Regions from separate parts of the Homo sapiens genome. Here region 2 is linked to region 1. The links are chromatin contacts, found by Hi-C or POLR2A ChIA-PET in ENCODE. All regions are on one chromosome and are shown on one strand. Each heading gives the region's core, a stretch centred on a gene start or an enhancer-like site at or near the end of the contact. The rest is flanking DNA. Distances are from core to core; before and after follow the strand shown. Region 1 holds the start of MYH14 (myosin heavy chain 14). Region 2 holds the start of NR1H2 (nuclear receptor subfamily 1 group H member 2).

Region 1 (6,381 bases), core at 1,346-3,845:
CCTCCTCCTATGGATTGGGAAGTGCAGGCCCCCTCACCTCACTGCAGCCGGGCTAGAGGTGAGGATGCTGAGTTCTGAAGATGGATCACAGCCCTGATGGGGCGGGCAGGGCCTGCAGGCCTTGGCTCCAAGTGGCCGAGCCTCTCTGACTGCCCTACCCTTCCTCAACCAGCAGGAACACTCTGCCAGGGCTAATTACTGTCACCTGGGCAGGTGAAAGCACCTGCCCTGGGAGGGGCCGAGACTGCTGGGCTTGAAAAAGAAAAGCAGCCAGGGATCCGCCCTGGGGCAGAGGTTGGGGCCCTTGGCATCCAGCCGTCTGACCCTGGCTTCTAGCGCTGGGTTTCCGGAGTCCCAGTACTCAATGCCCTCCTGTCTCAGACCCAGGAGTTCAGGCCCCCAGCCCCTGCTCCTACAGACCCCAGAATCCGGGCTTGCAGCCCCCTCCTCCCCTAAGACCCCAGCTCTGCAGTCCTGGCCCCAGTCCTTTCCTCCCCCAGGACCCAGAAGTTCGGGCTCGCGGCGCAGTCCTTCCTCAGACCTGGGACAGCCGGCCCCCAAGGCCCCTTCTCAGATCCAGGAGTCTGAGAGCCCCGTACCCATTCCCCTGGACCCAAGCGCCTGTGTCGCCGCCCCCTCAACTCGCAGATCCTCGGGGCTACCTGGGGGCGCCGACCGGAGCGGGGAGATGGGGTGAGGGCGCGGGAATCCCCGTTCTCTTCAGGTGCAGCGACCTCCGCGGTCCAGCGCAGGGCGGGGCCCCGTCGCGTCACAGGGCGGGAGCCCGGCTCTGATGTCACCCAGCACCTGCCCGGCTGGGAACGGGGCGGGCCTGGAGCTTCAGGGCCTCTGACGGGGGCCGGGGGAAGGCGGGGGTTGAGCCTGTTGCCAGGTGGGCGGCGGCGGCGGCGGCGCCAGGGGCTCCTCCCCCTTATGGAGGGCAAAGGTCGAGGGCCCGCCGCGGAGAAGGCTGAGGATTCCCGGGATTCAAACCCCGCTGGAGCTTCCTGGGCCTCAGCTTTCCCTGCTGTGCATTGCGGCCAGTGAAATTAATAAAACGACGTTCAGAAAGTTCCCCAGCCCAGTGCTTCATCATTAATCTCCCTGAGCCTCAGTTTCCCAACTGCGGGAAGGGAACAACAAAATCTATAGACAGTAAGAGTACCAAAGAAGAGGACAATGGTATTCTGTCCTGAGCTTCAGTCTCGGGAGTGAAATAAAGACTACATGGTGATAAGAGTACCTACTATGTGTCGGGTATTTTCTCCTCTTAGAACAGCTCTTTGAGATCATAAAATGATTTAAAAAAAAAAAAAGAGGGAGAGACAGGGTCTCTCTCTGTTGCCCAGCTTGGAGTGCAATGCCACGATCATGGCTCACTGCAGCCTTGACCTCCTGGGCTCAACCGATCCTCCCTGCTCAGCCTCCCGAGTAGCTGGGACAGCAGGGTCACGCCACCACGCCCGGCTAACTCTTTTACTTTTTGTAGAGACGAAGTCTCGCTGTGTTGCCCAAGCTGGTCTCGAACTCCTGGGCTCAAGCGATTCTTTCGCTTCCACCTCCCAAAGTGCTGGGATTACAGGCCTGAGCCACTGCGCCCGGCCTAGAATAACCTCAACAACCAATGACATAGGGGTGATCAGCATGTCCATTTCTCTGATGTGGAAACTGAGGCAGGAAGGGTCAAAGTAAGGCACTCAAGATCACACAGCGTAAGAGGGAGGTCTGGAATTCAAGCCTATACCGTTTTCTGCCATTCTAAAGGAGGGGGTCTGGAAAGAACTTGTAGCAGGTCCCTAAAGACATGAATTTCTGCGTCCCAGTTGGTGATTACTACCAACCTGCTTCCCCATCTATGCCACAGGGACCACCGCTTTCCTTAGGGGACTCCTGTGGGACTGAAAAGGTTAAAGGACCCAGCACACAGTTGGTCTCTGGAGTGTTCTTCTCCACCAGGTCCCCCTGCAGTCACCAATTCGGCCCAGTCTCAGCCTTCCCCTCTCTGTATAATGGGTACAATATAACTCACCTCGAGTCAACACGATAAGGAAAGGAAATTATTTAGTTATAAAAAATAAAAGCGTCCAAGTACATCATAGGTTCTCAAATATGTCCTTCCCTACCCCTCCGCCTCTTCCAGTCACGACCCCTCTCTCTGGCCTCCGATTCTGACACGTGAGAACAGAGACATGTCATGCTGGGGGCGGGGGACTGGAGGCGATGACTCAGGTATTAAAGCGGCCGAGGTTCCAAAGACAGCCTCAGTTTCCCCTTCTGCGGAACAGGCCCGGGGCTGACAACGAGGACCCCGACCGGGCCTCGCACACGGCGGCAACTGGAGTTGGGGGAGTGTAGACGTCCCGCCCCCCCACCTCCCTCGCCGCCGTCCCGCTGCGCGCCCAAGGTGAGTGTCCGCGTCACCTCCCCGCCGTCCCCGGCCGCCTGCCCGGGCTCCCGGGCCCCGATCGCAGCCCCCAGGCTCCAGCTTCCCCTGGCTCAGTCCCGTTCCGCCGCCCCCGGAGGGCTGCCGGCCCCGGGCACTCACCGGCTTCCAGGGCCGTCCCGAGGCTTCGGCCTGGGGAGAAAGAGGGGCGTGTCCGCCAGGACAGCCCCGCCCCCAAGAGAGCAGCAGAGGCCAATCGGCGCCCGCTGCGGCAAGCTACGGCCCCGCCCCTGGGGGACGGGAGCCGCCAATCAAAAAGAGCGGCTGGCGGGCTGGGCCAATCAGAAGTTGTCGAAGGGTGCCAGCCGTGGGAAAAGAACGCGGCCCGGGCGCGGAGCTAGGCGGCGCGGTCGGGGGTGGAAGCCGAGGCCTGATGGGCACGGGGCGCCACCAATAGCGAGGCGCGGGGGGCGGCCGGGGGCGGGAGGCCCAAGGGGCCAGGGTGAATGGGCCGCTTTGTGCGCAAGGCATGAATGGGGGCCTTTGTAAGGGCCGGCGTGGGGGGGCCGACCGAAGGCCGGAATGCCTGGGTCCCCCGGGACCCGGCGGGCAGGAGAGACAGGAGACAGAATTCACTTTTGTCGAACGTAGACCATGTACCAGGCACCCTCCCAGGCTCTCACCCACCGGGGAGGTGTGGGCCGTGATACTATCGGAATAACAATGATCGTTTATCAAGCACTTCGATGTAGACCGGGAGCTGTGCTAAGCGCCTTACCTGCATGATCTCATTTAATCCTTACAACGAAGCCCTTGAAATTGGTGCTATTAAGATCTTCATCTTCTAGATGAGGTAACCCCAAGCTTAGAAAGAGGGTGTTAATTGCAGAAAGTCACAGAGCTGGCCGATGGCAGAGCAAGGACTCAGATCCAACCAGAAGTTGTGCTTTTAACCGCCATGCTATGCCCAAACGTGGTAATGATTCCCCATTTACAATTTACAGATGGGAAAACTGAGGCTCAGGAGAGCCAAAAGACTTCCCAAGGTTGGAAGGGTGCCGTGGCTCACACCTGTAATCCCAACACTTTGGGAGGCCAGGGTGGGAGGATCACTTGAGCCCAGGAGGTCAAGACCAGCCTGGGCAACATAGGCCCCATCTCTATTTAAAAGGAAAATAAAAAGAGCCAAGGGCACAAAGGAATGGCTCCACTGAACCCAAGGAGGCCTGCCAGCTTGGCTCGGCTGCTCAGCAGCTGTGTGGGCTCAGGCCAGTTGCTGGACTTTTTTGAGATTCCATTTATTTCTGCACTCGTAAAATGGGAGTGATGGACTGTCTGCCTTCACCCTTGCTCTCCCTACAGTCTACTCTATTCAGATGGGGCCTTTCCTCTGTTCAGAGCCTTCCATGGCTCCCATTTCACTCAGTAAAAGTCTAAGAACTCACCATGGCCAATGAGGTCCTGCGGGATGTGGCTGGCCCTTTTGCTCTCTCTGATCTCACCCCCAGGCCCTCCCCTTCATACTGCTCCAGCTACACTGGCTCAATTTCTCAAACCAGGAGGCCTGGTGCTGCCCCAAGGCCTTTGCATTCTCTGTTGGGTCCACCAGGAATGCTCTTCCCCAGGTTTTGCATGACAACCTCTCTCCCACATCATCCGTTCTGCTCCAATATCACCTCTTCCAAGAGGCCTTTCCTGGCCATCCTATATAAGACAGTTCCTCTCATCACTCTCTCTCGTTTAACCCCGCTTTGCTTTTTCTCATAGCACTGGGAGTGTTTGCTAATTTATCTGTTTATCATCTGTCTCCTCACTAGAATTTAAGTCCCACGAGGACAAAGATCTTTATTTTGTTCAGTGCCGAATCCTCAGTGCCTGGCACACAGTAGGTGTTTAATAAGTGTTTGTTGAGTAAATGGTAATGAGTGCTTGTATTGAGTGGATTAAGTGAATTAGTGCCTACAAAGCTCTTAGTACAGTCCTGGCACCAGGGAAAAGGCTGAATAAGAAAGTACTGGCCAGGAGCGGTGGCTCACGCCTCTAATTCCAGCACTTTGGGAAGCTGAGGCAGGCAGATCACTTGAAGTCAGGAGTTCGAGAGCAGCCTGGCCAACATGGTGAAACCCCGTCTCTACTAAAAATACAAAAATTATCCAGGCATAGTGGCCCACGCCTGTAATCCCAGCTTTTCGGGAGGCTGAGGCAGGAGAATCACTGGAACCCAGGAGGCGGAGGTTGCAGTGAGCGGAGATAGCACCACTGCACTCCAGCCTGGGTGGCAGAGTGATTCCATCTCAAAAAAAAAAGAAAGAAAAGAAAAAGAAAATACTGATTATCATGACTATTGCCATTTATTGTCCTACAAACAGCATGCAGGAGAGAAACTATATACATACGAAGTCTAGCGTACGAGCAAGAAGCCAAAGAAATATGAAAGGAAATGTTGGGAGATAAGAGATGGGCAGAAAAGAGACAAGAGAAGCTGGAGTTGGGTGCTGAGGGCAGACACAGATTCAAGCATCCAACTCCCAATGCACTTGCTCAGCAACAGCAAAGGTGAATCACAGGACCATCCCTGTGGTCATAGTGTCAAGATTGCCATGGCTTTGAGATTGCCACAGCCACCTTCCACTTCTTTGCAGATGGGGAAACAACATCCTGGGGAGAAAAGGACCTTTCTGAGAGTACTCGCAGTGATAACACAGCTCACAGTTGTGAGGTCTGATTGTGTGCTGGAAACATGACTGTCATTATGTCAGTGCATCCTCATGCCAGCCCCGTGAGGCTGGCATGGTCATTACCCCACTTTATAGGCTAGCAACATGTCCAGGGTCTCCTGACTACTGCTAATGGCGGATCTGGGCTCCAACTCCTAGGAAACAGGCCCCTGCAGGCATCTGTCTTAACCAAGACAGAGCTGAGGGCTCCTGTCACTCTGGCTGGAGCGTGCTCCATGGAAACATCCTACAGTAAAGATAATGAGTGCTGCTGTGTATGGAGTGCTGACTGTGTGCTGGACATTTTGCCCTTTTATGTATTAACTCATTGGATTCTCTCCACAACCCTACGAGGCTGGTGCTTTTATTATCCCCATTTGATGGATAGAAAACTGAGGTCCACGCCAGGCACAGTGGCTCACCCCTGTAATCCCAGCAATTTTTGGGGCTGAGGTGGGAGGATCACCTGAGGCCAGGAGTTTGAGACCAGCCTACCCAACATGGTGAAACCCTATCTCTACTAAAAATACAAAAATAAGCCAGGCATGACAGTGGGCGCCTGTAGTCCCAGCTACTTGGGAGGCTGAGGCAGGAGAATTGCTTGAGCTCGGGAGGTGGAGTTTGCAGTGAGCCAAGATTGTGCCATTGCACTCCAGCCTGGGTGACAGACTGAGACTCTATCACAAAAAACTCAAAAAAAAAAAAAAAAAAAAGAGAGAGAAGAAAGAAAGAAAGAAAGAGAAAGAAAGAAAAATTGAGGTCCAGAGACATGAAAGTCCTGTTCCCAACGGTGCTAGGAAAGAGTATGGACTGGGACACAACAGAATTTCAAACAGGAAAGAAGGCACTGGGCACCCACATTTTAACTATAATCTGCCTGGTAACTGGTGATGTCATCAACACTACCCAGGGCTAGATTTAGCCTGGGATTACCCAGGTAGATTTACCTGGCAACTTGTGATATCATCATGCCCACCAGGTTCTAAATTGACCTCATAATTGGAGATGTCATCAATTCTGCTCAGTCTATGAGGTAATTGATGACATCACTGAGTGATAGTAATGAGCTTTCTTTTGCGGAGGGCATTCTATGTGGTGGACGGCTGTATCAGCATTTTGAAAGTTGCTGGTATTTATTGAGTGCTTACTGTGTTCCAGGCACAGTTCTAAGCCCCTTCTGTGTGCTAAATCCTATAATCCTCCTGATAACGCTAAGTGGTAAGTTCTAATGTCAAACCCATTTTACAGATGAGGACACTGAGGCACAGCTGACCAAGGTTG
Region 2 (6,752 bases), core at 1-2,500, 170 kb before region 1:
GTACAGTGAGCTTCTGCTCGTGTGTGATAAGGGCTGGGTGGGGAAGAGAGTCACTCACCAGGCAGGGGGGTATCCAGGGAACTCGTGGTAGGAGAGGACATGGTGGGGTCACGGAGCAGCCTGTAGAATACAGGGGATTGAGAGCCTTGTGGGGCTAAGAAGGGTTAGGTTAGGTCAGTTACAGGTCCTGACAGGGCTTTCCCTTTTTTTTCCATCTCTCCAAAGACCCTACTCTCAGCCACAACCCTGGTTCCTGCCAGCCTACAAACCCTCCCCATCCTTCTAACAAGACCTGCCCCCTTCTGTTCCACGCCAGCCTTCAGCTTGGTCTTAAGCCCCGCCCCTGCTGTAGGCCCCGCCCCCTCAGGTCCAATCCACCTGCTTTTTCTAGGTAGGGCCCATTCTCCTTTAATCATGCTCTGCCTTCACGGCCTCCATGCCATGTAGTTTCCCCCCACCTCCTCTTCTTAAGACTCTACCTCACTTCTGCCCCAAGCATCCCTATTTCTCATTCTGACCCCACCTCCTCCTACTATGCTCCGCCCTCAACCTTCCAGGTTCAGCCCCTAAAGCCCCCATCATGGGCCTCCCAACACCTTGCCCCGCCCCATATGCATCCCTCCCTCCAAGCCTCACCCCCACAACCTCGCTCCAGGTCCCCATCCCCTCCCATCATGCCCCGCCCCCGCCCCGCCTCCTCCCTTCCTACTGCACCCCCACAACCTCGCTCCAGGCCCCGCCACATCTCCTCCCATCATGCCCCGCCCCCAGCCCCGCCTCCTCCCTTCATGCCCCGCCCCCGCACCGCGCTGCAGGTCCCGCCCCATCACCTCCCATCATGCCCCGCCCCGCCTCCTCCATTCATGCTCCGCCCTCGCACCTCTCTCCAGGTCCCGCCCCTCTCCAAGCAACAGCGGGGGGCGGGGCTCATGGCTGCGCGCGGGGGTCTCGTGGACGGCCTCTCGCGGAGTGAACTACTCCTGTTGCCCTGGAAACAGCCGCGGGAGGCGCGAATTACCGAGGGGAGGAAATGGAAGGAGAGAAGGGGGCAGAGCGGAGTACGCGGGGAGCGCCGAGAAGCCCCGGGTTCGGGGCTCCTCCTGCGTCTCCCCACTCTCGGGTGCACCTACCTGGGTTCCCTTGCTCTGCTTTTCTTCGTCCTCCTCTTTAGCCCCTGACACACCGCCGCTACTCAAATACCCTCAAAAGTAACTTCGCCACTTCTTCCGGCAACCCCGCCCTTGCGTCACGTCCGGAAGAGGGGCGGAGCGTGAAACTTGACGAACTTCCGGTCCGCTTAGGACCAGCCGAAGCTGCTGCCCCGCACGGAAGTTGGAAACTCACCGGAAGTTTACCGGGTAGATCTACTGGGACTTGGCAGAAGAGTTCCGAACCCATTTCCTCGCTTCTTGGGAGCCAAACCTCCAGCCCCGCGCTTTGTGGCTTTAGCTCATTCATGCGCTTCTCTGAGCCTGCGGCCAAACCCTAGCTATAGCTGCTTGTCGCACATGACTGATTTAAGGCACGTTTGCACTTTTTTGGTCGTTACAAGTTTTCTGATTTTGGAGTCGTGCTGCTTGTTAGTTTTATTTATTTTTATTTATTTATTTGGAGAGGTCTCACTCTGTCACCCCAGACTGGAGTGCAGTGGTGTGATCTCAGCTCACTCCAGCCTCTGCGTCCTGGGTTCAAGAGATTCTCTTGCCTCACCCTCCCAAGTAACTGGGATTACAGGCATGTGCCACCACGCCCGGCTCATTTTTTTGTATTTTTAGTAGAGACAGGGTTTCGCCATGTTGGCGAGGCTGGTCTCGAACTCCTGACTTCAAATGATCCGCCTGCCTCGGCCTCCCAAAGTGCTGGGATTACAGGCGTGAGCTGCGGCACCGGGCTTATTTTTACTTTTTTTTTTTTGAGATGGAGTCTCACTCTGTTGCCCAGGCTGGAGTGCAGTGCCGCGATCTCAGCTAACTGCAACTTCCGCCTCCTGGGTTCAAGCGATTCTCCTGCCTCAGCCTCCCTTGTAGCTGGGATTACAGGTGCCCACCACCACGGCCGGCTAATTTTTCTATTTTTAGTAGAGATGGGGTTTCACCATGTTTGCCAGGCTGGTATCGAACTCCTGACCTCAGGCAATCCACCTACCTCGGCCTTCCAGAGTGTTGGGATTACAGGCGTGAGCCGCTGTGCCTGGCCAGATTTGAGATGTCAGAATTTTCTCATTGTTAAAATTTTGCAAAAATGGTTTCAATAACTTGGTGATTGGAAGAATTAAAAAAGCTCAGTCTCGGACCGGGCGCGGTGGCTCACGCCTGTAATCCCAGCACTTTGGGAGGCCGAGGTGGGCAGATCACCTGAGGTCGGGAGTTTGAGATCAGCCTGACCAACATGGAGAAACTCCGTCTCTACTAAAAATACAAAATTAGCCAGGCATGGTGGCGGGCGCCTGTAATCCCAGCTACTCGGGAGAGGCTGAGGCAGGAGAATCGCTTGAACCCAGGAGGCGGAGGTTGCGGTGAGCCGAGGTTGCGGTGAGCCGAGATTGCGCCATTGCACTCCAGTCTGGGTAACAAGAGCGAAACTCCGTCTCAAAAATAAAATGCAATAAAAATAAAGGAATAAAAGAATGGCTACTCCAGGTAGAGCAGCGGCTTGGGCTGTTCACTGTGATTATACTTATAGTTATTTCTTGATTATATACTAAACAACGGGTGGATTATTCATGAGTTTTCCAGGAAAAGGGTAGGCAATTCTCAGAATTGAGGGTTCCTCCCCCGTTTAGACCATATAGGGGAACTTCCTGACGTTGCCATGGCATTTGTAAGCTGTCATCGTGCTGGTGGGTGTGACTTTTAGCATGCTAATGCGTTATAATTAGTGTATAATGAGCCATGAGGACGGCTAGAGGTCACTCTCATCGCCATCTTGGTTTTGCTGGGATCTGGCTGACTTCTTTACTGCATATGCTGTTTTATCAGCAAGCTCTTTGTGACCCGTATCTTGTGCCAACCTCCTATCCTATCTCATCCTGTGACTAAGAATGCCTTAACCTCCTGGGAACGCAGCCCAGTAGGTCTCAGCCTTATTTTACCAAGCTCCTATTCAAGACAGAATCGCTGTGGTTGGAATGCCTCTGACATATGTGTATGCCTTTATAAAAAAGAAATGGGACTATGTGATCCATGCTCTTCTGTAACTTATTATGTCTACTCAGGCCCATCGTTTGAGATTGTGGAATTTTCCACCTAGGGATGTTAGAAGCGAAACAAGTGATTAACATGAGCGTTGGAAATGGCAGAACCTGGTGTCTCTGTCACTTCCTTCCTGTGTAACACTGAGCCCAGTTCCTTAACCTCCCCGTGCCTCAGTTTCCTTGCCTGTAAATTGCAAACAGGAGTGAGAAAGCCGGGCATGGTGGCTCATGCCTGTAATCCCAGCACTTTGGGAGGCCAAGGCAGGTGGATCACCTGAGATCAGGAGTTCGAGACTAGCCTGACCAACTTGCTGAAACCTGGTCTCTACTAAAAATATAAAATTAGCCGGGCATGGTGGCGGGCACCTGTAATCCCAGCTACTCAGGAGGCTGAGGCAGGAGAATTGAACCCGGGAGACAGAGGTTGTGGTGAGCCAAGATCTTGCCATTGCATTCCACCCTGGGCAGCAGGAGCAAAACTGCATCTCAAAAATAAAAAAATAAAGGCAGGGCACGGTGGCTCACGCCTGTAATCCCAGCACTTTGGGAGGCCAAGGCAGGTGGATCACAAGGTCAGGAGTTCAAGACCAGCCTGACCAACACCATGAAACCCCATCTCTACTAAAAAAAATACAAAAAAAATAGCCAGGCGTGGTGGTACGTGCCTGTAATCCCAGCTACTTGGGAGGCTGAGACAGAAGAATCACTTGAACCCAGGAGGCGGAGGTTGCAGTGAGCCGAGAACGCGCCACTGCACTCCAGCCTGGCAACAGAGTAAGACTCCGTCTCAAAATAAATAAATAAATAAACAAATAAATAAAAATAAAAAAATTAAAAAGAGTGAGACAGGAGGCTAGGCACAGTGGTTCATGCCAGTAATCCCAGCATTTTGGAAGGCTGAGGCAGGCAGATCACGATGTCAGGAGATGGAGACCATCCTGGCCAACATGGTGAAACCCCATCTCAACTAAAAATACAAAAATTAGCTGGGCGTGGTGGCACGTGCCTGTAATCCCAACTACTTGGGAGGCTGAGGCAGGAGAATCTCTTGAACCAAGGAGTCAGAGGTTGCAGTGAGCCGAGATCGCGCCACTGCACTCCAGCCTACCGACAGACTGAAACTCTATCTCAAAAAAAAAAAAAAAAAAAAAAAGCGAGACAGGAATAACACAGGGTAGTCACAGGAGAATAGAAAATTCCAGGCAGCAGTTTCACATGACTAGCAAAAGGAAACTGTTGAAATAGTTGCAGCAGGTGGGGGCTGATAAGACTCTTGAAAACCCTAGGTGTGGACCAACCTGGCTAAGACACATTGGACCCAACAAGGCCCTACATATGACCTAGGTCTCACCTAGGACCTCGTTATATGCTCATTAACATAAACACACACCCACCAGCACCAGGACGGTTACAGGAACACCCATATTTGGTGTAAAAGTGGGTGGCACCACAGTTCTCAAAAATCTCCTTTTTCTAGGAATCTTCATGAATATTCCACTCCTTGATTAAAGAAATCCATAGTACATACCTGTAGTCCCAGCTACTCAGGAGACTGAGGCAGGAGAATCGCTGGAACCCGTGAGGCGGAGGTTGCAGTGAGCCAAGATCGTGCCACTGCACTCCAGCCTGGGGACAGAGCAAGACTGTCTCAAAACAAAAAGAGAGAAACCCATTAAGGTAGCAGCCCCAAACCCCCCCTGCAGGAGACTCTCTCTGGAGTCCACCTGTACTCCTCTTTGTTGAGTGTGTACTTTTCACTTTGCAATACATCTTTGTACTTTCAGTATTTTCCCACTTGTCCTCAAGTTCCTTCCCGAGATGGTGTCAAGAGCCTGGACATTGGCTGGGGTGGAGGTCCCACACCAGCATATGGGGACTTCCCCTAGCCCACCGGGATCAAGAGTATGACCTTGTTGCCTTACTCTTATGACTAAATGAGGTAAAAGCATAAACAGGGTGGGTTTCAAATGAGGTGCCTGATATGGTGGAACTGTATTTATATTTATTTATTTATTTATTTATTTTTTTAAGATAAGATCTCACTCTGTCGCCCAGGCTGGAGTGCAGTGGTGCCATCTTGGCTTATTGCAGCCCTGACCTCCTGGGCTCAGGTGATCCTCCCACCTCAGCCTCCAGAGTATGTGGGACCGCAGGCATGAGCCACCACACCCAGCTAAGTTTTTACATTTTTGTTAGAGATGGGGTTTCGCCACGTTGCCTAGGCTGTTCTTGAACTCATGGACTCAGGCGATCTGCCCACCTTGGCCTCCCAAGGTGCCGGGATTACAGGCATGAGCCTCTCATCCAGCCTGTATTGATTCTTGTGGCTGTTAAAGTAGTTCTAAGTTTCCACTGTTAGAAAAGTGCAAGAGTCCTGAAATAGGCTGAAGAGGAATTACAACACTTTTGGGACGAGTCACATTGCACTCAGTCTCGGTTGACCTACTGGTAAATAGGATAAATCGTTCTTCCTTTTTTCTTTGAGTTTTGCTCTTGTCACCCAGGCTAGAGTGCAGTGGCCCAATCTTGGTTCACTGCAACTTCTGCCTCCCGGGTTCAAGTTATTCTCCTGCCTCAGCCTCCTGAGTAGCTGGGATCACGGGTGCGCACCACCATGCCCGGCTAATTTTTGTGTTTTTAGTAGAGACGGGGTTTCACCATGTTGGGCAGGCTGGTTTCAAACTCCTGACATCAAGTGATCCACTCATCTCAGCCTCCCAAAGTGCTGGGATTACAGGCATGAGCCACCACGCCCGGCTTTGTTCTTATTTATTTATTTATTTATTTATTTGAGACAGAGTTTACTCTAGTACAGTGGCGTGATCTCGGCTCACTGCAACCTCTGCCTGCCGGGTTCACGCCATTCTCCTGCCTCAGCCTCCTGACTAGCTGGGACTACAGGCACCTGCCACCACGCCCGGCTAATTTTTTGTATTTTTAATAGAGACAGGGTTTCATCATGTTGGCCAGGCTGGTCTCGAACTCCCGACCTCAGGCAATCCACCCACCTCGGCCTCTCAAAGTGCAGGAATTACAGGCGTGTGCTGCCGTGCCCGGCCTCTTGTTCTTATTTCTTATGAAGGGTATGAGGATCCCGGAAGCGCAGTGCCTGGCATACAGAAGCACTCGGTCACTGGCAGTTTTGTTGTCTGAAGGTAGCTGTGGACCAAGGTTCTCATTTGTAAGTAACCCAATATTCTCTAATTTTTTTGGTAATAGCTTTATTGAGATTTGGTTCACACACCAAACAATTCAGCACTTTCAAGTACAATTTAATGGTTTTTAGCAAGTTCACGGGTTGTGCAACCACCACCATAACCAATTTTAGAACATTTTGGTCAGTCCACAAAGAAACCCCATTCCCATAAGCAGATATACCCGTTGGCCACGGTGGCTCACACCTGTAATCCCAGCACTTTGGAAGGCCAAGGAGGGCAGATCACAAGGTCAAGAGATTGAGACCATCCTAGCCAACAAGGCGAAACCCCGTCGCTACAAAAATACAAAAATTAGCCGAGTATGGTGGCAGGCACCTGAAATCCCAGCTACTCAGGAGGCT

The links. Hi-C counts contacts between places; a loop is a spot of excess contacts on that map. ChIA-PET counts read pairs that join two places held with the same protein, here RNA polymerase II (POLR2A). Pooled maps may share reads with other maps.
Region 2: a pooled map shows a loop between it and region 1 (3-fold over the local background). The contact joins the promoter of NR1H2 here to the promoter of MYH14 in region 1. A Hi-C loop is called at or near these places in 5 of 50 pooled maps. POLR2A ChIA-PET finds 5 or more read pairs at or near these places in 2 of 52 experiments (HEK293T and PC-9).

Annotation. Positions count from the first base shown.
Region 1 is chr19:50,199,836-50,206,216 of GRCh38, reverse strand. MYH14 (myosin heavy chain 14) reads right to left here and starts at 2,595. Exons shown (of 43, transcript NM_001145809.2): 1 at 2,546-2,595. LOC124904746 (a long non-coding RNA gene) reads left to right here and starts at 2,241. Exons shown (of 3, transcript XR_007067298.1): 1 at 2,241-2,404. RefSeq lists a silencer at 774-873.
Region 2 is chr19:50,370,955-50,377,706 of GRCh38, reverse strand. NR1H2 (nuclear receptor subfamily 1 group H member 2) reads right to left here and starts at 1,250. Exons shown (of 10, transcript NM_007121.7): 1 at 1,131-1,250; 2 at 881-988; 3 at 59-120. The coding sequence starts at 101. It overlaps LOC105372437 (a long non-coding RNA gene), which reads right to left. Exons shown (of 4, transcript XR_007067299.1): 4 at 4,331-4,836. RefSeq lists a silencer at 620-709 and an enhancer at 530-1,341.